Linked DNA regions of Homo sapiens: regions 1, 2, 4 and 5 are each linked to region 3. A link is a loop called in an ENCODE intact Hi-C map of the cell type or tissue named here. Cell type or tissue: heart right ventricle. All regions are shown on one strand. Region 1 overlaps RORA (RAR related orphan receptor A). Region 2 overlaps RORA (RAR related orphan receptor A). Region 3 overlaps RORA (RAR related orphan receptor A). Region 4 overlaps RORA (RAR related orphan receptor A). Region 5 overlaps RORA (RAR related orphan receptor A).

Region 1 (5,000 bases), 440 kb before region 3:
CCCCTGTAGTGTTTGTTAAAAGTGAAGATACCCCAAGACCTACTGATTCAGGTTGTTTTCACCGAGGCCAGCAAATCTGCACCAACATGTTTTATTCTGTTCTGTACCTCAAGCTTTGATGCTGCTTTGTTTTCTTGTTTTGGGAGAAGGGCAGGGGTGGGGGTGGAGGCAAGCGAGTCCAATACTACAACTTTAGAAATCTCTGCTCTAGGGTGAACACTCTCTTTGAGACTTCTAAATTAAAGTCAAGTCTTTTGGATTTTTGTTTCTTTGTACTGCCTAACTTTAGAAAGACCTGGAAGCGGTAACATGAAAACATTTTTAGAGAGAATTACCAGGCATTTTTGGTAGAATGAGTGTTTAATGGAACAGTCCAGAGAACTCATCAAAGATGTTTATTAAAACGCGCAGACCTGCTCCAATTAAGGGCCCAGTCAGTGGTGTTAACAGTGAAGGGACTGTTCCAGAGGCGTGCTGCACGGGACGCCCACCCCAAATACAAATGGTTTGCCAGTAGCTCACAAATGAACCCCATTGCCTTGCACTTAAGCTTCCTGAAGCACATACATATCCTGCTTTGTGCTTTCCGCCCTATAGTAAACGCAAACCAATGGAGATGTGAAGCAATCTAATAGCAACAAGGCAAACCTCTACTTCCTCTAAAGAGGATTGCATCCTCTTGCTATCTTTGCCGATGCTCTCCTACAGACCCATCCCTGTCATGTCTTTCCTGTCTTTCTAGTAGAATTCTGGCTGCTCCCGTAGGACCTCCTTGCGGGAATTTTCCCTGGTTGCTGCCTCCAAGGAGAGGCTCCCCACCAGAAAGTTTTAAGAGGCTTATGCTTCTGGGGTTAATGCGGTCCTTTCTGTCACCTTGTTTTCTGTTCCTAGTTATCTTTCGGTAACTTTTTTCCTAAACTACTCTGAAAGGCATAGACTGTCTCTTGAAAGCTCATCTGTTCTTAACCCCTTTCCCTCATTCCACTGACTGCAGCATCTTCCACATACCATTCCCTCTTAGCATTTATGTCCATGTCATGCTTTTGTTGGTTTATTTGTGTATTTTCTGCTTCCCACCATTAGATCATTTGTAGAATTAATGAATGCCTATGGGTTAATAGATTTTTCGCTGTATCCTCTTTTCTCTGTATCTCTCTGCCCAGTTGCTTAGAAATGCTTCTGTTTGTGTATTTGTATCCACCTTCTTTGGGGAGAGTTATGACCCTGGTCCTTATGCCATCAGTGGTATTGCAATTTTGTATGTAGCATGACCATTTTTAAAAATGACATTTCATAGTGAGTGATTCAGACACCTATCATTCAGCTTACCTGCCGGGGCCCTCCAAAATGAGCAGAAGGCCTCTGTCTCATTCTAGAAGCTTGAAGGTCTCCACGTGGTTTGCCCAGGGGCCCACAACCTCCCTGCAGTCCAGGAGTGCTCCCATTAACCCCAGCTGTGTGATTCAGACCAGATTCTTAGGACTTTTTAAGTGAAATGGGACAGAAAATTGCTTGATGTATTTTGCCACATGAAGTACATTTTGCTGCCGCTTAGTTCTTTATTGTCGTTAGATTAAAAACTCTCCTAACGTTGTGTGGGTAAGTAAAAATCTTTTTATTTTTATCTGGTATGTTTTGAAAAAAAGGAAAAAAGAAACTAGACATTGTCAAAATATTTGCTTAATCTTGCAGATTTGGGAAGTTGTATAGCCACTCGCTCTGACAGACCAGAACAATGGTCATTAAATGAGAAGCAGATGTAATAAAGTATGCAGTAAAAGCCTTCTATTATGGGCTGGAAGGGGAAAAAAATGAGTTGTTAACAGAACACAGTAAGCATTATGGAATAAATCAGAACAAAACCATTCCCAATTACTGTACAAAGATAATTAAAGTCTACAATGCTAATTAAGGTCTGTTTATATCTATTTCTGTTTGTGTACAAACATATGCGCATAGTTAAATATTTTCCATTGTTTTTTATGTGATGCTAACTTCATAGTTGAATTTTTCTGAATTTAACTTTTGTTTTTATGTTACCAGGAAGTACAATCTCCAGAAAACTGAAACTCCAGCTTTTCCTCCTTGATCGTAGCTTATTTTTCTTGGCTAACTTCAGAAAATTCTTCAAGTATGTAACACTACTTCCTTGAGTGGATTTTTTTTTTTTTTTTTTTTTTTGGTCTGTGATGTTTTTAGTGGAATCAACCAGGGTTCCCAGCCCCCACTATTAAAAAGAAAAAAGATTTTTTTTTTCCTTGAACTTGACCAACATGCACAATTATAGTCACACATCAGAGTTACACAGGATTACAAAATGTCTTTTGGATATAAATCTCAAATAAATTCAAACTTGAAGAAAAAGAAATTGGTAAATAATCCTCCCTACTGGCAGTTCCCCAGGGTTTTCTTCACAGACTATAAATATCACATAAATATTCCCTGACCTGTAAGCTATAACTTTTGGATGGATGTCAATGGTTTTTTAACAGGGAATAACAATGAACTGTAATTGTCGTTCAGAAGTGATCAGTTAAACAATTAGAAAGGCAACAGCTTTCAACTAAGATCCAGGAATAGCCTCTATATAGACTGACTCAAGCAGTCTGAGAAACGTAAGAAAATCACTTTGTGCCACCAAATAAATCAAGAATGACATTTTTAAAAGAAAATGCTAGATACTCCTTTTTTCCTTCTTTCAAACCCACCTGCTTCCTCTTTTTCCCCCTTAGTTTCAGTCCATCAAGGATTTTATATAGCTGCAATTTCAACACATTTCTTCCTTCTAGGATTAAACTGAAACAAAAAGAGCCTGTGTATGATACAGAACTTTAACAGTCTTTAAATAGCTTTGGCAAGCCTTCATTCTAGACCAGGACTGTCCAATTGAACTATAATGGAAGTGGCATATGTAATTTTAAATTTCCTAGTAACTACCTTAAAATGAATAAAAATAAATAGGTGAAATTAAGTTTGATAATGCAGCTTATTTAACGTAACATATCCAAAATATTTTGGTTTCAACATGTAACCAATATAAAATAATAGTTAATAAGATTTTTTTTTTTGAGACATGGTCTCACTATGTTGCCCAGCTGGTCTCAAAGTTCTGGGCTCAAGGAATCTTCCCACCTCAATCTCCCAAGTAGTCGGGACTATAGGCATGCACCACCATGCCTGGCTTGTTGATAAGATATTTTACATCCCTGTTTTCATACTAAATCTGGAAAATCTGGTGTATGTATGCACTTTACAGCACATCTCAATTCAGACTGGCCACATTTCATATGTGCAAAAGCCATGTGGGTTGGTGGCGACCAAATTGGACACCATAGCAAGTAAATAATACTTGAATAAGAACCACTATTAAGTTAATAAAATCTGTAGGCTTGAGTGTCTTATTTATATGGAGCTACTATCTAGGTCAATTTGGAGATAAAGAATGAATCACCCTCTGTCTCTCACTTGGTTGGTGATGGATTTGGAGAAAGAAAATGGCAGGAGGTCTTAACAAATTTGAAGGGTCCCACTGAGAGCAAAACTGGTTTTTGTTTTTTTTTTCAGAATAAAGCTATAAATTTGGGGCTCTTGAGTTTTGCTTGCAAGTGAGGACTGAACTGGAAGCATTGTTGGGGAGAATTAGTCCTCTCTGAACAATCTGAGAACAGAGGGAACATTTGGACTAAAGGAAAACTCAGCAGCACTCTCCCCTGATTGCCTGAGGCAGCTCTTGCCTCATGGAAGACCCGCTTTGCCTCTCCTGTTTGTTTTGTAGCCATAGACTGGAGCCTAAATTTGTTCCAAGCTCAGTGATCAACATGCACAAACTCCTTGGGGTATAGCCAAGAGAGCGTGGACTTTTATAATCTGATAGCCTTTGGTTTGAACAGCTGGGTGACTTGGAGCAAATTGCAGATCTGAATCTGTTCCCCGCTCTGTAAAACAGGAAAGGCAATGCCTACCTCGCAGAGTTGTTTGAGGAGTAAGTATCATAAAGTATTTAAAGCACCTGGCAAAGTGCCTGACACATAGTAGGCAGTCAATAAATTATAGCTATTATCATAATATAAATGTATACGCATGTAATATTTATATAGACATAGGTAATAAGAAAGGATTCCTTATTTTATTATTGTTCCAAATTGCTGCTGTGGCCTTATGCAGAAGGATCCCCTGTACTGCTCTTTGACCCATAAATGAAAACTAGTTTCCTAGTTTATGATCTTGTATGAAGATAATTCTTGCTGAAGCCAGGGCAGGAATAGGTAGATGTCTGGGCTGTGTTAGAAAACTCTTAAGCATTTGTTAGACTTAACTTTGGCCTCTTTTCATTGTTTTCAAAATGACTTTAGTTGTGAATGTAAAATGTTTCTAATATCCACCCTTGGTCCAACCTGGGTGTGTGATTACACTCCATATGATTGTCATGTGAAAAGGTGAAGTGGGCAATTTTGGTCTACTCCGTTGATCAAATATAGAAGTTCTTGATTTTTACCTCTTAGTGGCTTATAGTTTGAAAACCAACTTTTAATTTTTTCTCTTCTCTAATTCACTTTCAAGGTTGTGAGTTTAGCCAAATTTCATATGACTCAGTCTCATGCCCAGAAGGGCACTATTTGCAGGATTCTACTTGATTTGTGTATTGGGGGAGATATACCATTCTTCTTCAGTTCAACACTTCTGGCTTTAAATTACATTTGGGTCACATTTTATAGCTTTCTAAGGGATCTGTACAAATGGTAACCACAACTGGTAAAATGTGATGTAAGCTACTTGGAAGGGTTTTCTTTGGAATCCTACGTAATTTCAAGTACTCTGCATGTAATTTTGCTAGCCAGTCAATTAACTGAAGTGTTCTTCATGGGTAGAGCATGTGCTGAATTTGACATACATGCTTACGTGCAATAAGTCCCTTTCACAGTGTACTTCCCTTGTGACACAAAAAGACACTATTTTGAGACAAACCCTATCAGGTAATCAGCGATAAAATGACCATCCTT
Region 2 (5,000 bases), 120 kb before region 3:
GTATTGATGAAATTCAAACCCAAGTTTGCATGCTTTTCTCCCTGGACCAGTGCAACAGGCTGTCTCCTTTAGGTTTGCAACTGCAAGTGCATTCAGAAGAGAAGGAAGAAAGATGATACAAAAGGCGGTATCTCTGAAGGAGGGGAAGATTCACAGGGAATATGGCACCTCACAGAAGTCTACCATCCTAGCCATAAAATTGGCTGTAGCCCACTTCTTGCCCTAGTGAGAGAACAGTGTTAAGTGGGCTTGGTCTAGAATCTTGCTACTCAAAGTTTAGTCCATGGGCTGGAAGTTGTGGCATCACTCGGCAACTATAAGAAGTGTAGAATCTCAGGGCCCACCCCAGACCTACTGAATCAGAATTAGCATATTTAATAAGATCTCCAGGCAATTCGTATGCACATTAAACTTTGAAAAGCACTGGCCTAGAGGCTGGTGGGAAATGATAATTAAAGATGCTGACTGAGTAGTTCTAGTGTAGCGTAAGATCATTTGTGGGTGAAGGCAATTCTCCTACATTAGGTTGAGAGGAAGAATCATAATTTTTTTACATAATTCATTGTAGCAGAATTTCTCCCAACTGTGAATTTTAAGACTGATGACTTGAACTAGAAAATGGATCTTTCCTTCCCCTAACATTTTAGAGGGATTTTTGGCTATTAAATGGTGAGTGTGTTTGTGTACATGCATACAGTTGTGTACATTTACACAAACACAACTGTGTACACAATTAGAAAAAAGCTAGCTCATGACTTTCTTGGAAACTACTGTTGGGCACTGTTTGGAAAGCTAAAGGAACCCCAATTGTGTCATTATATTCCCTTTCTAAAAATAAGATTTTGGTGTTATTTTTCAATGTGCAGAACAATTTGTGCAATTTTTGTGAATGCAAACCTTCAGGAATGAATGAAGTTGTGGTTTTCATAGCTTTGTTTGTCCAGGCTTCTTCTATTCTCCTTAGACAATCTCCAAGGAACGTCTGTCATGAGGCACCACGTGAAGGTCTTTGGAGAAACACCATGAAAGTTGACCACCAGCCTGTCGCTGGGACACTTTGGAAGAAAGCTAACAAAGGAAGAAGATGTTTTACAGCTGACTGTGCCACATCATTGTGTTCAAAAAAGTTTCTCATTATTCAGTGGTTTCGAACTTCCACCACTAAGATTCTTATCCACTTTCATGCCTCTTTGCTTCTCACTATGTCCTTGTATGTTGGATTCCTGCTCCTTGTAGGTCTTCCCATGGAAATGATGACACATTGGGAGGTATGGCCAAGGCCCTGCATCACAGGCTGCTTGAGAATAAATCGGGTGTTTGTGTAGTTATTAAAACTCATCCTCTCTCACAAAAAGAGCTAGAATCAGAAAGTCTTACAAGGCCCAGCACTTTCCAACAGCATAGTCATCCAACCTAGCTATCAGAGTTAGCTTGGTGAGATGAAAAATTCATTTGATGGGAAGCCAAAAGACTTGAATTCCAGCCCCATCTTTACCCCTCACTTGATTTTGGTCATAGTCTCTCAACTCTCAGGGATTGGATGGCTCTTCTGTGAAAAGAGGGCCTCATACAGCCTCTTCTGGCCTTCTAATCTGAGGATGATTACATTATTCAGTCTATAAAATAATTTATAGACCACATTTCAAGTGCAGCAATGTTCTTAGATGGTCACACATCACATCAGTATATTTTCAGATTGAAAAGGCAGAGCCCATTTTGACATCCCAAGATCCCCCTTAAACACAAATTTTCTATGTAAGAAGAAAAATCCTTCTTTAAAAGAGATAATTGACCAGGCACGGTGGCTCACAACTGTAATCCCAGCACTTTGGGAGGCTGAGGCGGGTGGATCACCTGAGGTCAGGAGTTCGAGACCAGCCTGGCCAATATGGTGAAACCCCATCTCTACTAAAAATACAAAAATTAGCTACGTGTGTTGGCAGGTGCCTGTAATCCCAGCTACTAGGGAGGCTGAGGCAGGAGAATCGCTTGAGCCCAGGAGGTTGAGGTTGCAGTGAGCCAAGATTGCACCATTGACTCTAGCCTGGGGGACAGAGCAAGACTCCATCTCAAAAAATAAATAAATAAAAAGAATTGGCCAGATGCGGTGGCTCACGCCTGTAATCCCAGCACTTTGGGAGGCCGAGACCAGTGGATCACCTGGGGTCAGGAGTTGGAGACCAGGCTGGTCAATGTGGCGAAACCCCATCTCTACTAAAAATACAAAAAAGAAATTTGCTGGGCATGGTGGCATGCACCTGTAATCTCAGCTACTTGGGAGGCTGAGGCAGGAGAATTGCTTGAATCCGGGAGGCGGAGGTTGCAGTGAGCTGAGACCACGCCATTGCACTCCATCCTGGGCGACGGAGTGAGACTCTGTCTCGAAAAAAAAAAAAGAGAGAGAGAGAGAGAGATAATGAAGAAGGTGCTAATTCAATTTCTTCTGGATTTCTAGAGGCCCCGGTTTTGCCAAGTGAGAACAGTTCACTCATTTGAAATGACTAGAGAGCTTCACTTTATTACCCTGCAAAGTCTTAGCTTGAAAGGCTAGGGTCAGCAGTCTGCCAGTTGGCAGCTGTTACTCTGCGTTGCAGATCCTGTTGTAATCAGGTGCTTTCCTTAGAAAATTAAAATGATGATAGTAGTTTATATGTATTGAGCCCTTCATAGATGACAGGTTCCAGAACTTGGCACTGTTGTTAACTTCACTTTACTGTCATGGGGACTGTGGCATGGAGACGTTCACTTCCTTACCCAAGTCCTCATGGCTAGGTAGGGTGAATTGGGACTGGAACACAGACAGTCTGAGGATATTACATCACCTCCCTCCTGTGGGAATATTCCTAAGGGCTGAATATGACTTGGTTGAGGAGGAGAGAAAAGTGAGGAGAGTGGAATGTACGGGGGCGTGTATTTTTAAATGTTCTTTTAATTTTGGATCTTTTCCTCCTCGTTGCCACTGTTCAGTCTCAGTTTCACAAAACTCTTCAAATATCCATTCAGTGTTCTCTGAGAACTGGGAATGCTGACAGTAGGAACCAAGAATTTTAAGTACAGAATTAAACATTCCCTTTGTCTTTTTGCCAAACTGATAAAAGGCGCCATTGGTTTTCTTAGTGGGTAAAGTGGGGGTAGGAGGAGCTGAGGAGCCATTTCCTCAAACCAAGTGACCTCTTCAGCCTCAGACTGTGAAGGGAGGAATGACTTGCCAGCGCCCAGGTTAGCCGGACACCCTACTAAGGGGGAACATTCCTGGGCTTCTCTGGCATGGATTGCTGGCTTTATGACATTTGTTTTCTTTTGGAAGAAGATTATATTAATAACTATCATCTACATAATTTAGAACAATTTGGTATGATCTTTTATTGCCAGGGAAGCCCTGGCCACAGTCTGAAAAAAAGTAAAGGAAATGAAAAGTCTGTTTGCCTTGCTGATTAAGGTAACCTAAATTGTTGTTTTTTTTTCCCTGCTTAACCCAGGTTCAAAGTATTCGCTCTGTTGAATAGGATATGTGTCCAATAGCTGTGAGCAGAGAGAGGTCAGGCTCTCTTGTCCAAGAGATAGTATTTTCATCTTCAGGGTTTTTCTCCCATAGAAAGACAAATCTGTTCTAAGTCAAGCAACTGAACAACAATGTGAATTCTCACCAAGTGGTGTCATTGGTTCTGGCTGCTGGGGAACCCCGCGTCAGGGAAATAAAGAAAAGCTGAGCACCAGCAGTCACAAAAGCCTTCCTGGAAGCAGTAGGACTGTGTTGAGTCTTGTGCAGTTTGCAAGAAAGGCTTGTCTTCTGGCCTCGGGAACAAGTACCAGAGCTTGAATTGGGTCCAGTCCGTCATGTAATGCCTTGCAATACACTGGGTCCTATCGCAGATGACTGCAGAAGTTAGGTGGATACCTTAAGCTGTCTGGGTACATATCAAAAGGATAAGCCAAAATAAATCCAAACCATCATGCAAACCCAGTGATAAATGGCAACTGACACATGACCTTAGTTCCACTAGACAATAGAGAGTGCTGTGGGTTATGTTGACCAGAGAGTTTGTGTCCTGGCTAAAGATGGCAGTCACTCATTTAGACCAAATTTAGTTGTATAATGCAGGAACAAAGACCTTGTATTGCCTATTTTCTATATTCAACAAAACACACCTTTTTAAAGAAAACATCTAGATGTTTAAATGTTGGAATATACTTCAACTTTTTTAAAAATGTTAGACAATCACTTGTAATCCAAATAGAATATGTAGGGAACAACTGGTATACCACCTCTGGAATAAGTCTTCATCATCCCCAAATTAATGCAATGATATTATCAACATGTCCTATGTAGGATATGAGTCCCATTTGAAAGTATCAGCCACACTTGCTAAGATTTCTAATATTCATAGAAGAAAAATACACTGTCACTGACAATTCAGATTTCATTTGTTTAAAAAAATCTGTGTATTATTAGACTACGTATCACAAAATAGTTTTATTATACTGTTGCAGAAAAAAAGAATTGAAACCACTTCTATTATAATTTATAACATCTTGAGGGTGACTGTGGGAAGGCTAAGGAATTTGCTGTTTTATTATCATATAATTTGTTTCAGTAGCGGTATTTTAAATGTTGGATTTTCCTAGTAAGTCTTGGATGCAAAGGTGGGTTGCTGACAGGGTTTGAGAAACCTGGAGGTCCAATCAAAGGTTAAATCATCTTCCCCAAAAGAAATATCTTCTTTCTTAAGCCCTTGAGCTGAAGGTAGGACCAAAAGAGACAGAAGGTTAGAAAACTGAAGGATAGATGCAATCGAATTTATTAGCCACCATTAGGGGTGCTTCTGACAAGACAGAGGAAGGAGACCCTCAGCCTAGCCTCCTCTTCAACCATAGAATAGCACTCTAAAGGTAAACCCTTCTGGTTCACAGTGTGAGTGCGAGGAAGGAAGGATGCAAAAATGGGGAAGAAGAGCCACCTTTTATTACCCCTTACTGAAGTTGTCTTCTAATCAACTGCT
Region 3 (5,000 bases):
TGTCCCTTCAATATGGGAGATGTTCCCTTTTACTCCTGACTGATTTGTTTGGTTGGGGCCTTATAATGTCATAGAAAATGTGCATTTTGAGTGGTTAAAAAAAAAAAACAGCCTATAGTTTTTACTCTCAAAGAGCTTTGTGTTAATATAAAGAACAGTAATATAACCTGGGTTAAAAGCTGAAGACATTTAATAGAGGCATGTATTACAAATAGCATCTAGCTACATTGGAAGGTTAGGACTTCATATCTGAAATTCTGTTGCTCATTAGTTGTAGGAAGTGAATGAAGTACATCTCCAAAGGGCAAGGTCAGTATTACATTATTCTGGAAATGTCTTTGTTGAATAAATGTGTAAATATTTCAGATAAGTACTTGAGATTATATTTCTATTGGGGACATATCTATAGAATGAATGATTCTACTTATAACTGCAGGAGCAGATGTCATGTTACATGTTGTTCCCAATGACTGATTTCATTTGAAATGATCTGGAAATAAATACTGATTACTAGTGATGTCAGATTATTCACCTTGGAGTCAGATGTCTCACAAGGCACGCTAGAGCTAATAGATTTGGTTCTTTTGAAAACATTGTTTTCTAAAGCAGGATACTGTTTTAAAGTAGCATTGTGAATCATCCGAGTTGTATATCTGGGTTCACTTGCATTGAGTAGGGAAGAACATACTTCCGAGGATGCAGTCTCCGATGGTTTTCCATCCTTTAACGATACAAAAGAAAGAAAATTGTACCTGGGACCTGCTTATAGGATAGCTTGGCATTAGTCGTTAGCACAAGGGAAATCAATAACCAAATGTGAATGATGGTGTCAGTGTAACTGAGGGGCGTTGCCTCATTGGGAGATATAGTTGCATCATAGGAACGTGGTGTGATTTAATTTCATAATTGTAAACATTACAGTGGGTATGGCTGATTCATTTGAAACTCTTGTCCACTTTGCTATGGCTGGACAGCTGAGTTAACATGGGTAGGTCTTGGGTTCACATTTTTATAATTTCTTTTCTTTGTAGTTTTTTTTGGGGGAAAAATCTTTAAGAAAAAAAGCTGTATTAGAATGAATTTATCTGAAATCAAACTTTTATAAAGCCATGGCTTGACTGAAGGACAACGAACTTTATTGACCTTCTAAATCAGAGCGCTGTATAAATGTTTGGAAGACTCAATTTTGCCTTGAAAGGGGGCTGGGGAGGGAGTGTATGAATCCTTGTTTTCTACGGTGCTGATTATTTGCTTGTGTTTTAAATTGTGGCCCAACTCAGGGGCAAGAGCAACTCACTTACATGGAGAAAAAAATATGCTAGAATTATCCTTGCTTAATCATCATGAATGCAACAGCTAATAGCCATCTGATATTTTAAGTTGTGCGTGGCAACAGACCAACAGAAAAGCAAGCAGAATGAAATTTCGTGAAGGAACCGCAATAGGTACGCAAACTTGGCTTTTCAGAATTTTTTTCTGTTATGCTCGGTACTATAGACACCCTGACCAAAGTTTTAAACAATGCAGACTCTGGGTATGTAGCATCTGAAATTCATTGTAAAGAGATTGACCTGTAAAATAATAACGTCATGATTTACAGTTCCGTAAGGACAGTAAGAAGAATTAAGCTTCAAAGTTTAGAGGGAATTAAGTCTTAGTCGCATGTTAAAATGTACAAAGTTCACCTTCAGAGGTCTTTATTTTCTGTCAGAATTACCACAGTGTTTCATTTTTAGGGTATGAAAACGATAGCTTTTCCTACTTGTAGATGGGTTCTCTGGAGAGATATGGAAGAGCCTGGGAATTTAGCGGCTCAAATCAGCTGGCAACTGGAGTTCATTTAGGTGATTCACATACAATTTCCGGCTTTCCTTGCAGGTATCAGTGGTCTTGGACGCGGGGAAGGGGGTTGGGGGGGACAGGTGTAGACCAGGACCTTGGTTATTGGTATAACTGCCAATATCCAAGGGTTGCCAAGGGTTGGGTGGGCGGAGTTCCCCCGCCCAGGCCGAGTCTCTCCAGAAAGACTTCGGAGGAGCTTACTCCACTCCCCGGACGGTCCCAGTGGCTTCGTTCTCCACGGCCCAGAAGTGGGCCGTACCTTCCGATTAGAGCTGGGGCACTCTAGGAAATGCGGGTGACCGTAGCTCCCCAGACCAAACCTGTCTTTTCCACCAACGAGCTGGCGCATTTATCGCCCCCGAGTGCTCCGGCAAGCCAGCGGGAGAGTGGCGTCGGGTTGCGAGCCTCTTGCCCCACCGAGTGGGGGCAGAAAGTGGTCAGAGGCGCGTTCCGCGGGGCGCTGCGTGCAGAAAAGCGACCGGCGGCCACAGGTGATCCCGAAGGCGAGGGGAAGGCGGGCGCCCGGGCGAGGGCCCGGGGCGCGGGAGGGCAGGCCCGGCCGGGGTGGGCCAGCAGAGCCGCCGCTGCTACTCACCTGCCCGCGGGGGCGGGGCGGGGCGCGGCGCTGGGGCGCGCCTGCCTCCCGCCTCCCGCCTCCCGCCTCCCGCCCCGGGAGGAAGCGGAGGGGCGCGGTGTAAACAGAGCGGCGGCCGTGATGTCAGCCGGTCACATGGAGCCTCTTATGGCTCGGGATGGCTCTCGGCGGGCGGGCAGCTGCGGCAGCTGCTGCTGTGGCTCGGGCGGCGGCGGCGCGGCGGCGGCAGAGGGGGCTCCGGGGTCGGACCATCCGCTCTCCCTGCGCTCTCCGCACCGCGGCTTAAATGATGTATTTTGTGATCGCAGCGATGAAAGGTGAGCCCGGGCGCCCCGCCGGGGCCGGGTGGGCTGGCGGCTCCGGGGGGCGGGGAGGAGGGCGCGCAGGGGGAGGGGTGGGCGCGCCTGCCCGAACGCACGTACTGCCCGGGGCTCGGCGCGGGGGCCCTGCCAGGGCCTTCTGGGCCACCGCCGCGGCGCCACCTGAGCCCGGCCACGGGATCGGCCTGCCTCCGATTGGGGGGCAAAGGCGCACGGGGTGGATCCCCCTCTGCTGCCCCCTCCGGCTCCTGTCAGTCTCTTGGGTCCGCTTGGCACCGGGCGGGTCTCCCAAAAGAAAGTTTGCCGGGAGTCGCCGCGCTTCGGAAAGGAAGGGGAGGGTCTGCGGAGTTCAGAGGAAGCCGGGGACGCCCGCGGCCGGTCCCCAGGGCCCGCACCCGGGACAGCTCCGGCCTAGGTCGGGGAGGCGCCGCGGCCGGGCAGGGCCGTGCGTGCGCGTTGTCGCGATGTCATCCCCGGGGACTGGTCAGCGCCCCAGGCCTTGCGCCCTGCCCCTGCGTCCCCGAGCGCCTCAGCGGCCGCCGGCCGGGCAAGTGCCGCAGGTCCGCGCTGTGTCCCGCGCTGTGTCCCGCCGCGGCCACTTCCGAAAGCGCGCGGGCCGGAGCGAGACGGGCGCCTCGAGCGTGCCAAGACGCTCTGGGCGGCCCAGGGAGCCGCGGCGCACCCCGCTTGACACTTTGGCTGGTGGATGGAGGTGGGGAGGAACTCGGCAGCCCACGGGATCCGCGGGCAGGGGCGGAGGTTAGACCGTGGTGAGGGCCGACGGGCGCGGGTTAGTCGCGGCCAATCCTGCCGGGCGGCCCGGCCTTCCGCCCTCATCAGGACTCCGTAGCCGGGCCGGGGGCGGGAGGGGAGGGGGATTTGGTTGGAGGGAGGACTGGCTCTAGGTCCTCTCAGGTGAGAAGGAGAGAAACCGTGGCAAGTCAGGGAACTTTCTGATGGGAAAGCTAAAGTTTGGAGGTGTTCAGGAAGTCGCCCGTGCTGCCGGAGAAACCGAGACTCGCTCTTGGGACGGTTGCAAACAGCTCCGGAGAAACTCAGCCCGCAGCACGCCGCCCGCCGCCCGCCGCCCGCTTGTGCGCCCGCAGGTTCCTCGCCGTGGATAATCTGCCCGAGCTGCTTCGCAGGCCCGGCCGCCAGGCTTGGGGATTTAGAGCCCCATCTGTTTGCGGCGGACGCGGCTTCCCTAATGCGCAGCAATTGTGCAGACCCAGACTGTCCTGCGGGTCCTAGCCACCGGTGCGGGTGCCAAGCGCCTGTTAAACGTTTGCTAGTTTGGGGTTGTGTTGCAATCTGGAATGAAGGACACCAGTTCGGTATCTGCGCTGGGTTTACTTTCGGATCACCGAGCTTTGCCTTTCTTCACTAGAGATTGGGTGGCATCTCTTTTATTAATTATTAACAGGCCGAAACGTACTGGACGTTAAGATGAGCTGCTTGAGATGAAATCTTTCTATATAATGTGCCCACAGCAAATTTTCTCTTTTCCCCTGTGGCTTGAGGGGAATGGGATTTAATCATTTTTAGAATATGTAATTCATATAAGTAAAAGAGAGGAAACCTCCCGTGATCCGCGCTCTTAAGCACTTAAAATTATTTGGGAGGAAAAATTATTAAGATTTCTTATCGACTTCTTATGTTAAAAAATCTATTCTCCCCCACCCCCCCAAAAAACTTTTATGCTAGTCCTGCATTTCATTAGCCCTGTAAGTGTGAAACGTCTTAAATGCCCTCTGCAGTTAAAGCATTTTTTGTCTTTAAATTATAAAATTGATTTTGCTATTTGGAAGATGTCAATGCCAGTCTTTATCCACTTTGTCTAATATACTTTGTGTTGATTGGAGGAAAGGCGAGAGGCTGAGACATTTTAAACTGCTTTCTCCCCTAATGAACAGTAACGACCCACCAAAAAAAAGGAAAGTACGTTTTAATATTTTGATTTAAAGTTGATGTTTCCTAGTACATAGGCTTTTGCTTTTGTAATTCTACAAAGTGAAGTTCCATACTGTCCCTTGCTAATAGAATAATAAGAATCACACACGCTACCCCCACACTTGGAGTGACCTCTGTCTGCCATAAAATAATAGTTTCATAGTATTGTGCTTTGAAAAAAGTGCCTCAGAAGTACTGGCAATGCAATTTTTCTATAAACTCAGCTGCCTGAAAGAGAGAGAGAGAGAGAGAGAGAGATAGAGGAAGAGGGAGAGAGAATGCATCTGAACAAT
Region 4 (5,000 bases), 160 kb before region 3:
TATGTAACAAACCTGCACACTGTGCACATGTGCCCTAAAACTTAAAGTATATATAAAAAAAAAAAAAGACTCAGCTCTCATCTTCAAGAAGTGCACTGAGTTTACGGGGATAATAAGAGAGATATCCATTCCAGACTGAGCATACACAACCCACATTCCACAGACATTAGAAGGAAAGAGAAAGGAGTCGAAGGGAAGTGCTAGCTTCAAGAAGCAAGAGAATGGAGCCCTATTTCCAGCTTTGCCACCAACTGGAAAGTCATTTGCCCTCTCTGGGTCCTAGTTTCCTCATCTGTATAAGAAAGGACTAGGACCAGAGCTCCTCCAATGTGCCTGTGCAGCAAACCTCTGACAGTCTATGGGATTTGGAAATTCAGAGGAGGTGGATGTCAATGTTGGCAGAGGTATTGTGGACATGTATCCTCAAGGATGTGGAAGTTGAGTTGTCCCTGAAGAATGAGGGAAGGGCGTCAAAGTTGGGGGTCAAGCATTTCAGGTAGAAGAACTAGGAAGGAATTAAGCCATGAGACTAAAACAGCCCTAATAATTTTTTGATGTCCATTTTATGAAGTAAGAGAAGTATGAACAAGCAGACTCAGATGATATGGATGCTACAGTACAGCTGGAATTAGCAAGAGTTTGTTTGGAACAAAGGGTCAAATTCATCTAACTGGAGTAATCCCAACTTTGGAAACCCCATATGTTGGTGTTAAGAGCAGTCTTCTAAAAGAGCTAAGTGAGAAGAATGCACAACGAAACCTCCATGGTAGTGAAACAATGATGTAAACAAAAGATGATGGGAAAATGTGACACGTTCTCACAAGGTGGAAAAGCAGCCGATGATTTTCAAAGCAGACAAATAAAAATACCTCATGCTATATTGTGAATATGGATTTCTACCCAAAAAGGGATGCCATTAGGACTCAAAAGACTAACACAATATAGGAAGTAACCATAATTCTATTGAGGCCAAAATTGAAAACATCATCCTTATTCAGACTCATTGAGAGGAGGTTGAGGAAGAAGAGCAAGTGAGTAGCCACGGACCAGTGTTCCGGGTCTGGGTCAAGGGCCTTGGCCAGTTGCTTAATGTTGGTCTCTTCATCTGTCCAGTGGGAGTAATAATACTTGCTCCACATGTATCGTGATGCTGTTACAAGGATCAAACGGGATAATAGAAGTGGATTTGCTTTAAAAAGAATCAAGTGCTGTAATCACTGGACTAAAGCAATAGAAATTCATGCATTTGTGATGTCTGTCTAGTATATGAACAGCTTGTGCAAACACACTTAAAGTAGTTCCTTGTATTTGCAGAGTGCTTCAGAGCTTGTCAGGTTCCAAAAAATATAAAGGGATATAGCATGGCTTTATATTCTGAAAACCTAGGTTTGGATTTCAATCTCATTGCTTCCTAGTGTGATTTGGCGTAGTGTTATTTAACACATCTGGGCTCAATTTCCTCATCTGTAAAATAGACAGAGATACCTACGCATGCATGGTGGTTGTGAAATTCACATGTGATAAGGGATGAAGGGTGGAGAGGTCAGTGCCTGCCCATGCAGGCCCTCAGAGCACACTGGCTGTTTTTATTTCCCTGTTCCGCTAGGACATAAGCTCCTAGGGCTGACCACGTCCATTGGTATTCCCAGTTACCAGCAGAGTTCCTGAGACAGAATTGGTGTTCGATAAATACTTGTTGAATGGATGGATTAACAGAATGAACGGATGGGTGAACACCCACCCTGTAACAGAGATGAAAGACGGTAATATCTGCTATCTTGGGTAAGAAAACCAAGGCTCAGAGAGTTGAAGTAACTGTTGAAGGTTCGTGTCAGAACTAAACTGCGAGTAGGACTTAAAGGGGTCCCTTTTCTACGCCATCCACGTGCTGCTCCCTGTTCTGAACCTCTAACCTTTGGTGGAATCATGGGCTACAGTTTTCTGAGCTGTTATTGTCATATCTTTTAGAAAACCAGAAGCAATAATATTTGCCTCTGCTTTATTTTTCTGGACTTTTGTTCAGGGCTCACAGAGTAAAAAAATTCAAGTCAACTTTTACATTCTTCTTGTTGTTTTGAAAAGGGGCCAAAAAGCAAAGCAAAGAAACATAAGCAAAATCTCAAATATCTTTGGTTTTGACAGTCCCTGGATGGCTGGACATAGCCCCAGGAAAATGAATCTAATCTGCACTGAAAGGTACAGTTTGTTTCTTTCTCCCACAGACAGACGGAAATGTGTGTTTGGGAGGCTGATTCATCCAATGGCCCCTGCACCAGGCCTGGGACCAGCGCTATTCATTATTTGCTCTGTTCCTCTTTCGTTTACAAGGTCAGAGTCGATGTTTTGGTTGTTTTCCCAGCAGTGCTCTACTGACCGACTTCGCTCTAATCCCTTGATGTCACTTAAATAAACTCGAGGCGGGTGGGGGTGGGGGGAGCAATTTGAGAACTCCAATGATTTCCTACCGCTGTTGTTCTCGGCGGCAAATTAATTTGATGCTGTTATGTAAGTGTAATCATCCTCTCTAATCACATCACAGGATTGGGAACTGCCAGAAATAACAGAAGGGAACATTGGAGATATCAAAGGGGAGCCACTAAAATAGATTGTTTATTTAGGTACCAAATTGAAACGCTATTATTGGGAGATGGAAAACAACCGTCGCCACACTTTCCTTTCACACGTCCCTGCGCTTTACATACTGTATTTGTCAGGATGCATCAGCCAGAAGGAAAAGGAAAGAGGAAATCAGAGCTTCCATTTGTGCCATCGGGAAGGAAATGGGGAAAGTCAGAGGTGTCTGAGCGTCAATGGGCTTTTGTTGGTGCGCAAAATTTTGGTTGTGATTACTGCTCTAAGACGCTTCTCTCTGCCTGATGTTCTTTCCTGATGTCTGCCCTCTCTCTTCTTTATTCTTTCCCATACTAGCCCATTGCCTTCTCCCTCCCCATTTTTTTTTTAGCAAGTCAAAGAAGACTCAGCCTAGCTCGGATGATCCTTCTCCACCTCCTTATTGATGGCCCTTCTCTCAAGTGATGGGGACCCTGGAGATAGGTTAAATGCATACAGCTTCCCTATCTCCTCACACATGTTGTCGGATCTCTTCCCAAACTCTTCTGCTTCTACCTAGACATGGAGTCATAGGGGTGAGAAATAAAGTCCCATCCTTACTTGGAGTGTTTTACAGAGTGGTCTATGCAGTTTTGGTAGAGGAGCTTAGAGGCCTGTTTTTGTTCCTCAGCTCTGTTCCTCCTCCCTGGGCAGATTGTTTACTGTTTCTGAGCCTCAGTTTCTTCATCTATAAGAAGGGATAGCGACACCAAGCTCAACCTGGTGCCGAGAGGATGCAGGAAGGTAACACCTGTGAAAGCCAGGCCCGCAGTGGTCAAGAAAGCAGGTGCTGGAGTCAGAGTCTGCAGTCAGAATTTGGGATCTGGGCCCCAGCACTACCACTCAGCTGCCCAGGACCTTGGTCAAGGTACTTATCTCTTTACACCTCAACATCATTTGTAAAGTGGGATAAAGAAAATACTGATCAAAATAGCCTGAGGGTTAAATAAACATGCATATTTTCAATGATTGGCATAGCGCCTGGTCTACTAAATGCTAGCTTATCGTCATTATTATTATTCTCATTGTTATTATTTATTGTTGTAATAGCAAAGCTTAATTAAATAATAATGATACTAATGATGGTGATCCGTTTCCTGCTAGTCCCACTTCTTATTCCCACCACTGATCTTCACGCAACTGCCAATTCCTCCTGATGTTATTTGCCATAAGTAATCAATACATGACAACAGGGTTAGAATCACTGTTGAAGGAGGCAGAACAAAGTGAACCATGGACAGGTTGTAGAGAGAGATGCCCCGCCATGGGGAGGGAAAGGACATTCAGCTGAAGGCTCTTAGGAGACATACTCCTTAGGGCCTCTGACTGTGGGCTGTCCCTGTTCTCCTGGTCTCCCAGGCCCTCTGCACTGTCTTGGATTCTGCTCCCCACCTGCCTTTCTTCCCTGCTCTCCTCACTGCCTGCCTGAAAATGCCTTCTGCCAGCCAAGTCCTCACAGTGGAGTGAAATAATCCTTTTACCGTGGGGTAACGAGAGGGACATCCAACCTGGAGTTGGAACTAAGGTGCTTGAATCCTTCCCTGCCCTTCGCCCCTCAGATGACTGTGTTTATGGACCTAGGTGGCTTTGTCTATGAAGCATGCATGGCACAGTGCCAGCCAATTCCCTCTTTCTGAAGCAACTGCTAGAATACTGAATACCTTCCCTGAAGGTAAAATACAAATATTTTTTAAGTGAAAAATGAAAATACATTTCTGAAACTGTTTTCTACATGCTGATCACAAAAGGGAATAGATTACTATCCATGGTCCTCTTTTGCTCTTTTTCCTCTAATCTAATCTCAGTTTGATGTCCTCTCTCCTTGAAAGATTATATACATAGAGAGCCTAATTATTAGGCTGCCCAAAACAGCTGCTATACCTGGACAGAACGCTCACTGAGGTTTGGTCACCAGACTCAGACAAGGTTGAACACGGTAGCATCTGGGACAAAAATATGCTTGCAAAAATATATTGAAACTGAAATTTTAAAAGGGATTCTTTCTCTGCTTCTGTTTTCTAAAGAAAATTATCTGCACAATTGTTCTCTGTATGTCACTTCATTTGACATGAACTTTTCAAACTGCAGGTTTTAGCTAGCTAGTTTATGCCTAAAACAAAGGAAATACTGATTGAGGAGACCAGTGGCATGGTGGAGAGTGAGTCCTTTCTCAGCTGTAGATATGACCTGGGTCTCCTAGGCTTTGGAGTCAGACTTTGGCTATGCCACTTTCTGGCTGTATGGCTTTGGGCAAATTACTTAACCTTTTTGAACCTCCATTTCCTCAACTGTAAATTGGAGCTGATAATAGTATCCATCTGTAGGGATGTAGTGAAGATAATATGAAATAATAAATGAAAAATACTTGGCACATAGAAAGGTTTTGATTA
Region 5 (5,000 bases), 460 kb before region 3:
TTTTTCAAGAAATAGCTTTGGAGAAAACAAACAAAGAAAATAACCAAAATAAACTGTCCCTAACTCCTTTTCCTTGAGTATTGAATTTTCTGAAGGAAACCCTCCCTGAAGAATGTTTATATATATATATATCATGAAGTCTAAACACTCTTCATGCTGTGTAGATTCTTAACGGAGCACATTTGTTTGAACCTATGCCCAACGTTAACACTACTTGATATCTGGCTACAAAAATACCCATCAGCTGTGTCGTCTCCCTGTAGCCCCTTGAAAAGGGAGAAGCAAGAATTTGTTTTCTTGAGGCATTCTCAAAGACCGCATACCCAGGCTTTGTTGCTGGGATTCTACCTCTTTCTCCTGGTCTTTGCTCTTCCCTGGACACCAGATCCAGATCCAGATCCAGGTCCAGGAGGGACCAGGAAATCAGGAGGGTCATCCTGGCATCTGCCCATTTGTAGCTGATCAGAGCCTTCATGGCAGCCATGGAAATCATCGTGAAACTGTATTCACAACCCCGTGCCTTCTCGCTGAGCTTTCTCTGCTGCCCAAGGGGTTACCTGTGTGAGGCCTAATTACATCTGGACAGGCAGGCGGCAGAGACAACCCAGGGCCTTTGTCCTTTTTGTCAGTGTGAGTCAGTAGGCTACCATGGAGTCTCCCGGGAAGGGGGTGGGTGTTGGGGGGCAAAAGCCTGATTTTTGTGTTCAAAAAAAAAAATGTTTTTGCAGCTGACAGCTGTATGCAAACAGTAACAGTACATTACAATGAACACCTTAAAATATGAGGAATCAAGACTGTTGACTTTGGGTGAAAAGCGAGTGATTCAGGACCAAGTGATTGAGTAGCTCCGATCAGGTCTGGTTTTATCTCTTCCTGATAACACAGCATTGGTTGTTACAGGGACAAAAGCAGGAGTGATGTATTTGGCTAAATCTTTAATCAATAAAATAGATTAAGGATCATGAATATGGAGTTTTCTTTTCCCCTTAGGATACTTTACTTATACTGTGCTACAATTTAGTCCCAAAGCACTTTCAGTGAATTAGGAAAAGCTGTCACTTCCTTAATCTTGTACCGGCGAACAGCTAGGTCAGCGAGGTACAGGCTGGACACTTTTGTGCAGGGTACATCCAAGCCAACTGTACGTGGCATGCTGCTGAAGTTTTCATCTTCGCGTCTTTCTTCCCTGTTGGTCTCTTTGTACCTCTTTTCTGCTTTTGTCTTATTGATGAACTGTATAATACCAATCAAGAGTGCATGGAAATATACTATTACTTACAGTAGAAACAGTCAGTGAGGGAACCAACTACTCAGTCTCAAAATGCGCTCTCAGAATATCTGGAATGTTTCCCACAGAATTGGTGATGTGTAGAAACAGGCTGTCTTTGATCTGGTAAAGCAAATCCATTTTCAGAAGCTACAATCTGATAAATATCATTCATCCTCCATTTCTCTCCTGGAGTGATGTTTTCCTTTCTTACGGAAAACACATAGCCATAGCTTACTTGTATCAGCATCGTACGATACTAGAACCACTACGCGAAAGCAGTGTCAGTGGCACCACTGGAGTTAACTGTAATTCAAAGGAGCAAAAGCATTACGTATGAGGCTTTCCCATCCTGACTTCTAGAATTCTAGCTTTCCAGTGGACCTCTTGCAAGGAATCTGAAATAGAGAAAGAAACAAAAATATGTAGTATAATTTCACCAGAGTTTTTCCTCAACCTTAATAAGGCTTAAAAGGCCTTTCCCTCCACTGCTGTGTTTGGGAGTGGAGGAGAGTTCCTATTAAATGAAAACACTGATCATTCTCTGTGTGCATAAGCTGCACCCACATAACACTAATGGTTAGCACCTTTAACTCTTGCACTCTGGGATGTAGGACAGATCCTCACCAGGCATCCTCTGTCTTTTCTGTTTCTGACTGCAGACGATAGCATTTCTATTTAGTTTAGAAAGCAGCAGGTGCTGTGTGCATAAGACTTCCAGGCTGCACAAGAAAGCAAGCAGGTTATTGCAGCCACAATAGGATGTAAGAGGAGGTGCACCCTCCCTTTCTGCTGAAAGGCAGAAATGGAGGAGGGGAAGTGTCTGTTGTATGTTCCTTGGTAATTCGTGCTGCAGAGTTGGACTGCTCCCTCTTAGCTTGAAGACACTCATGTCCCCTGAGGCTCACGGGAATGGTCAGTGAGGCCACAAGAAATGTTTTGAAGCCCAGGCGGAGACTTCAGATTCCTTTGCATGTAGAAGTGTTGGCCAAAAATAGCAAATACCAGTCCTTTCCGAAGCCTCTCCCACTCTCTGGGATGCAGACAGTACAGGCAAGCATCACTAGGTGGCACAGCTGTCCTGGTGTCTTACTCTCATGGAGCCACACTTAAAACTGCTGTGGGATGCTTTGATGAAATACCCGATAGGATTCCTGTCCAGAAGGTGCCAATACAGAGCATTCAGGTCAAGTGGAGGATTCTTTTCGCAGGGGATCACTGGATTGACTCTAGGAGAAAGAGAAGCTATGCATGCCGCAAACACCTGCACACCACCATTCATCCTGCCCAGGCTGCTGCTGAGTGGAGCTCAGGCTTGCAAGTTTGTGGATCAGTGTGCCCCACAAAGCGTGCTTATCTCTGCCTCACCCCCTAGGGGGAGTGGGGATAGGGGTAGTGGAAAGTAGGTAGCCAGCCCCTACTTTCTGCTGTTCCCACTCCAAAATGTACATATTTGTCAAAACCTTCCAGATTCCTTCTGAGTGGAGGATGTGGCAGTATCACCTTCTGTCTACCCTGAGTGCCTCACTCCCCTCTTCCTTCTGCCATCCTTCCACACCCTGCTCAGATGCAGCCTTCTGAAGATCAGTCCAGCCCACGATACCCTCCCTGCCACCTGAGGTGCCATAGCATTACGTTGTGTGGTTGTTGAGTCAGCAAACATGGGCTGTGTGTCAGAGCCTAGAGAGCACTACCCTCTCCACTACTTCTGTCACCTCTGGGGAAATGCAGAGGATATATGCTGCCCCTAAGCAGCAGCCACTATAACGTGGTGGTTAGCTGACCAACAGACTTGTTTTGGCTCTTGTTCACCACCTACTAGGTATGTGCTTTATTTTAATAAGTTAGTCAACCTAAGACTTGGTTTCCTCACCCATAAACTGGGATAATAATAGTACCTATTCATTATGATAAGAATTAAAGAGCAATCCTTCATGGAAAGCAACTGGGATGGTGCCTGGCACATAGTAAGTGCTCAATAAAGCAGGTCTTACTCTTATCGCAGGAGAAGGTATCACAGCCAAGACCAACCCCTGACTCTTGTGACTCTGCGCCCTGTGTATGTTTTACTCTTACACATGCTTGCATTCTTTCTACTATGCCATATTGCCTCCTCTTAGTGTTTAGAACATCTCTTGCCCCCCAGTTGTTTGTGCCTTGAGTTCTCTTTTTCACAAACTAGCTTGGGAGCTCCCTGAAGACAGAGACCATATAGAATTACACAGTGTCCTTCTACTTTATTGTCACGATGCTTTAAGAGAGTTATTGACTGTAATTATTAAATTCTAACCATGGAAAACTTCTCAATGTTGACTTTAAAAATTGTTTGAAATTTTTTAGAATTATTGATATCATGAGTGAAGTAGGTTCCCAAACTATATTTCAGAGGACAAAGTTTGTACACGTTTTCCGTAAAGGGCCAAAGAGTAAATATTTTAGACTTTGTGAGCCACGGGTGCGTGTCTCATGACTCATCGCTGCGGCTGCAGTGTGAAAGCAGCCATGGACGGCATGTACACAAATGAGGTTGGCTGTGGGCAGTGAAAATTTACGAAAACAAGCAGTGGCCAGATCAGACCACATGGGCAGTAGTTTTCTGACCCCTGCTCTAGGAGGTGATAAAAAGTGTTCAGGGAAATGGGTTCTGTGGTCATATCAAACGTGTTGGCTATATATTGATTTGAGTCATCTCACTGCACAGCACTCATTACCATATTAAAAGCCTCTGAGAAGTCCTGCAGTTAAGAAGTACTTGGGCCGAGTGCCGTGGCTCACACCTGTAATCCCAGCACTTTGGGAGGCTGAGGCAGGCAGATCACTAGGTCAGGAGTTCGAGACCATTCTGGCTAACACAGTGAAACCTCGTTTCTACTAAAAATATGAAAAATTAGCCGGGTGTGGTGGTGTGCGCCTATAATCCCAGCGACTCAGGAGGCTGAGGCAGGAGAATCACTTGAACCCGGGAGGCGGAGGTTGCAGTGAGCTGAGATCATGCCATTGCACTCCAGCCTAGGCGACAGAGGGAGACTCCATCTCAGAAAGAAAAAAAGAAAAAAGAAAGAAAGAAGTACCTGTAGCTTTGTCTGACCTATAGTTTCCCCACTTCCGTAAGTGTGGAATATATTGTCCATAGCCTATCAGTGCGTTAACATCCTGCAGACTGGTACTCCTCATGCTACCAGTTAGAAATGCTGGATTTTTTTATGTTGACTCACAAAAGTCCACCTACTGTATTTTTTATGGTAGCATCTTTGCATTTATAGTATTATTATTTTCGTTTGAGGACATGGACTTGTATGATCACTGAATTCTGCAACTTTGTGTTTGTCCACCGAAAGAATTTGGCACCTCATCAGAAACGAGCCTCATGCATTAAATCCAAATGGGAGGATGTTAGACGGGGGGATATCACCATGCTCATCTCTGTGCTGAGCTCCAACGTAAGTGGGAGTTCTGAGAAGCCGTGTGGTTTAATACATCTGTCTCCTTGGCTGCTGTGCCAGCTTTTCATGACAGTGCTTTTCATCATCTGAAACATGTAATTGCTTTTGACGACAACAAGAGAATTGTGGCAGGAGAACTCTCCGCAGTTTCCGAAAACACTGAGCCTCCAGCATTTCAGGTCCAGTCAACTTCAGCAGATGTGGTGTTGGGACACGAGGGTGTTCAGATGTGTGGGGGTGTCCAAGGGGGAATGATTCAGAGCCACTGCCTCAGTTTTTAAAGTAAGGAT

What was found. A loop is a pair of places that touch in the nucleus more often than their neighbours do. Peaks named below come from ENCODE experiments on the same cell type or tissue, not always from the same donor. Only the 100,000 strongest peaks of a DNase experiment are listed, where the experiment ranks them.
Region 1: it touches region 3 in a loop (2.9-fold over the local background); 18 of 110 quality-filtered maps call a loop at or near these places.
Region 2: a loop joins it to region 3, with 2.4 times the contacts of the local background. A loop is called at or near these places in 11 of 110 quality-filtered maps.
Region 4: a loop joins it to region 3, with 3 times the contacts of the local background. A loop is called at or near these places in 17 of 110 quality-filtered maps.
Region 5: a loop joins it to region 3, with 2.7 times the contacts of the local background. A loop is called at or near these places in 64 of 110 quality-filtered maps.

Annotation. Positions count from the first base shown.
Region 1 is chr15:61,031,970-61,036,969 of GRCh38, reverse strand. The region is part of intron 1 of RORA (RAR related orphan receptor A); the gene reads left to right. It overlaps LOC107984805 (a long non-coding RNA gene), which reads left to right. Exons shown (of 3, transcript XR_007064660.1): 2 at 1-2,131. Among named protein-coding and RNA genes, the nearest start is that of RORA, 190 kb to the left of the region's middle. In heart right ventricle, no CTCF peak of the experiment used is centred here; no DNase peak of the experiment used is centred here; H3K4me3 peaks cover 1,116 bases; H3K27ac peaks cover 3,736 bases.
Region 2 is chr15:60,711,455-60,716,454 of GRCh38, reverse strand. All of the region lies in intron 1 of RORA (RAR related orphan receptor A), which reads left to right. Among named protein-coding and RNA genes, the nearest start is that of RORA-AS2, 32 kb to the right of the region's middle. In heart right ventricle, no CTCF peak of the experiment used is centred here; a DNase peak (open chromatin) is centred at 2,599; H3K27ac peaks cover 1,766 bases.
Region 3 is chr15:60,590,141-60,595,140 of GRCh38, reverse strand. All of the region lies in intron 2 of RORA (RAR related orphan receptor A), which reads left to right. All of the region lies in intron 3 of RORA-AS1 (RORA antisense RNA 1), which reads right to left. Among named protein-coding and RNA genes, the nearest start is that of RORA-AS2, 89 kb to the left of the region's middle. RefSeq lists silencers at 2,268-3,317, 3,348-3,467. In heart right ventricle, CTCF peaks have their summits at 2,257 and 3,926; DNase peaks (open chromatin) are centred at 2,010, 2,590, 3,110, 3,830 and 1 weaker place; H3K4me3 peaks cover 3,238 bases; H3K27ac peaks cover 2,611 bases.
Region 4 is chr15:60,750,050-60,755,049 of GRCh38, reverse strand. All of the region lies in intron 1 of RORA (RAR related orphan receptor A), which reads left to right. Among named protein-coding and RNA genes, the nearest start is that of RORA-AS4, 11 kb to the left of the region's middle. RefSeq lists a silencer at 3,324-3,518. In heart right ventricle, no CTCF peak of the experiment used is centred here; a DNase peak (open chromatin) is centred at 2,329; H3K4me3 peaks cover 649 bases; H3K27ac peaks cover 1,967 bases.
Region 5 is chr15:61,048,981-61,053,980 of GRCh38, reverse strand. All of the region lies in intron 1 of RORA (RAR related orphan receptor A), which reads left to right. The region is part of intron 1 of LOC107984805 (a long non-coding RNA gene); the gene reads left to right. Among named protein-coding and RNA genes, the nearest start is that of RORA, 180 kb to the left of the region's middle. RefSeq lists a silencer at 3,858-4,017. In heart right ventricle, CTCF peaks have their summits at 2,130 and 2,333 (motif pointing right); a DNase peak (open chromatin) is centred at 2,270.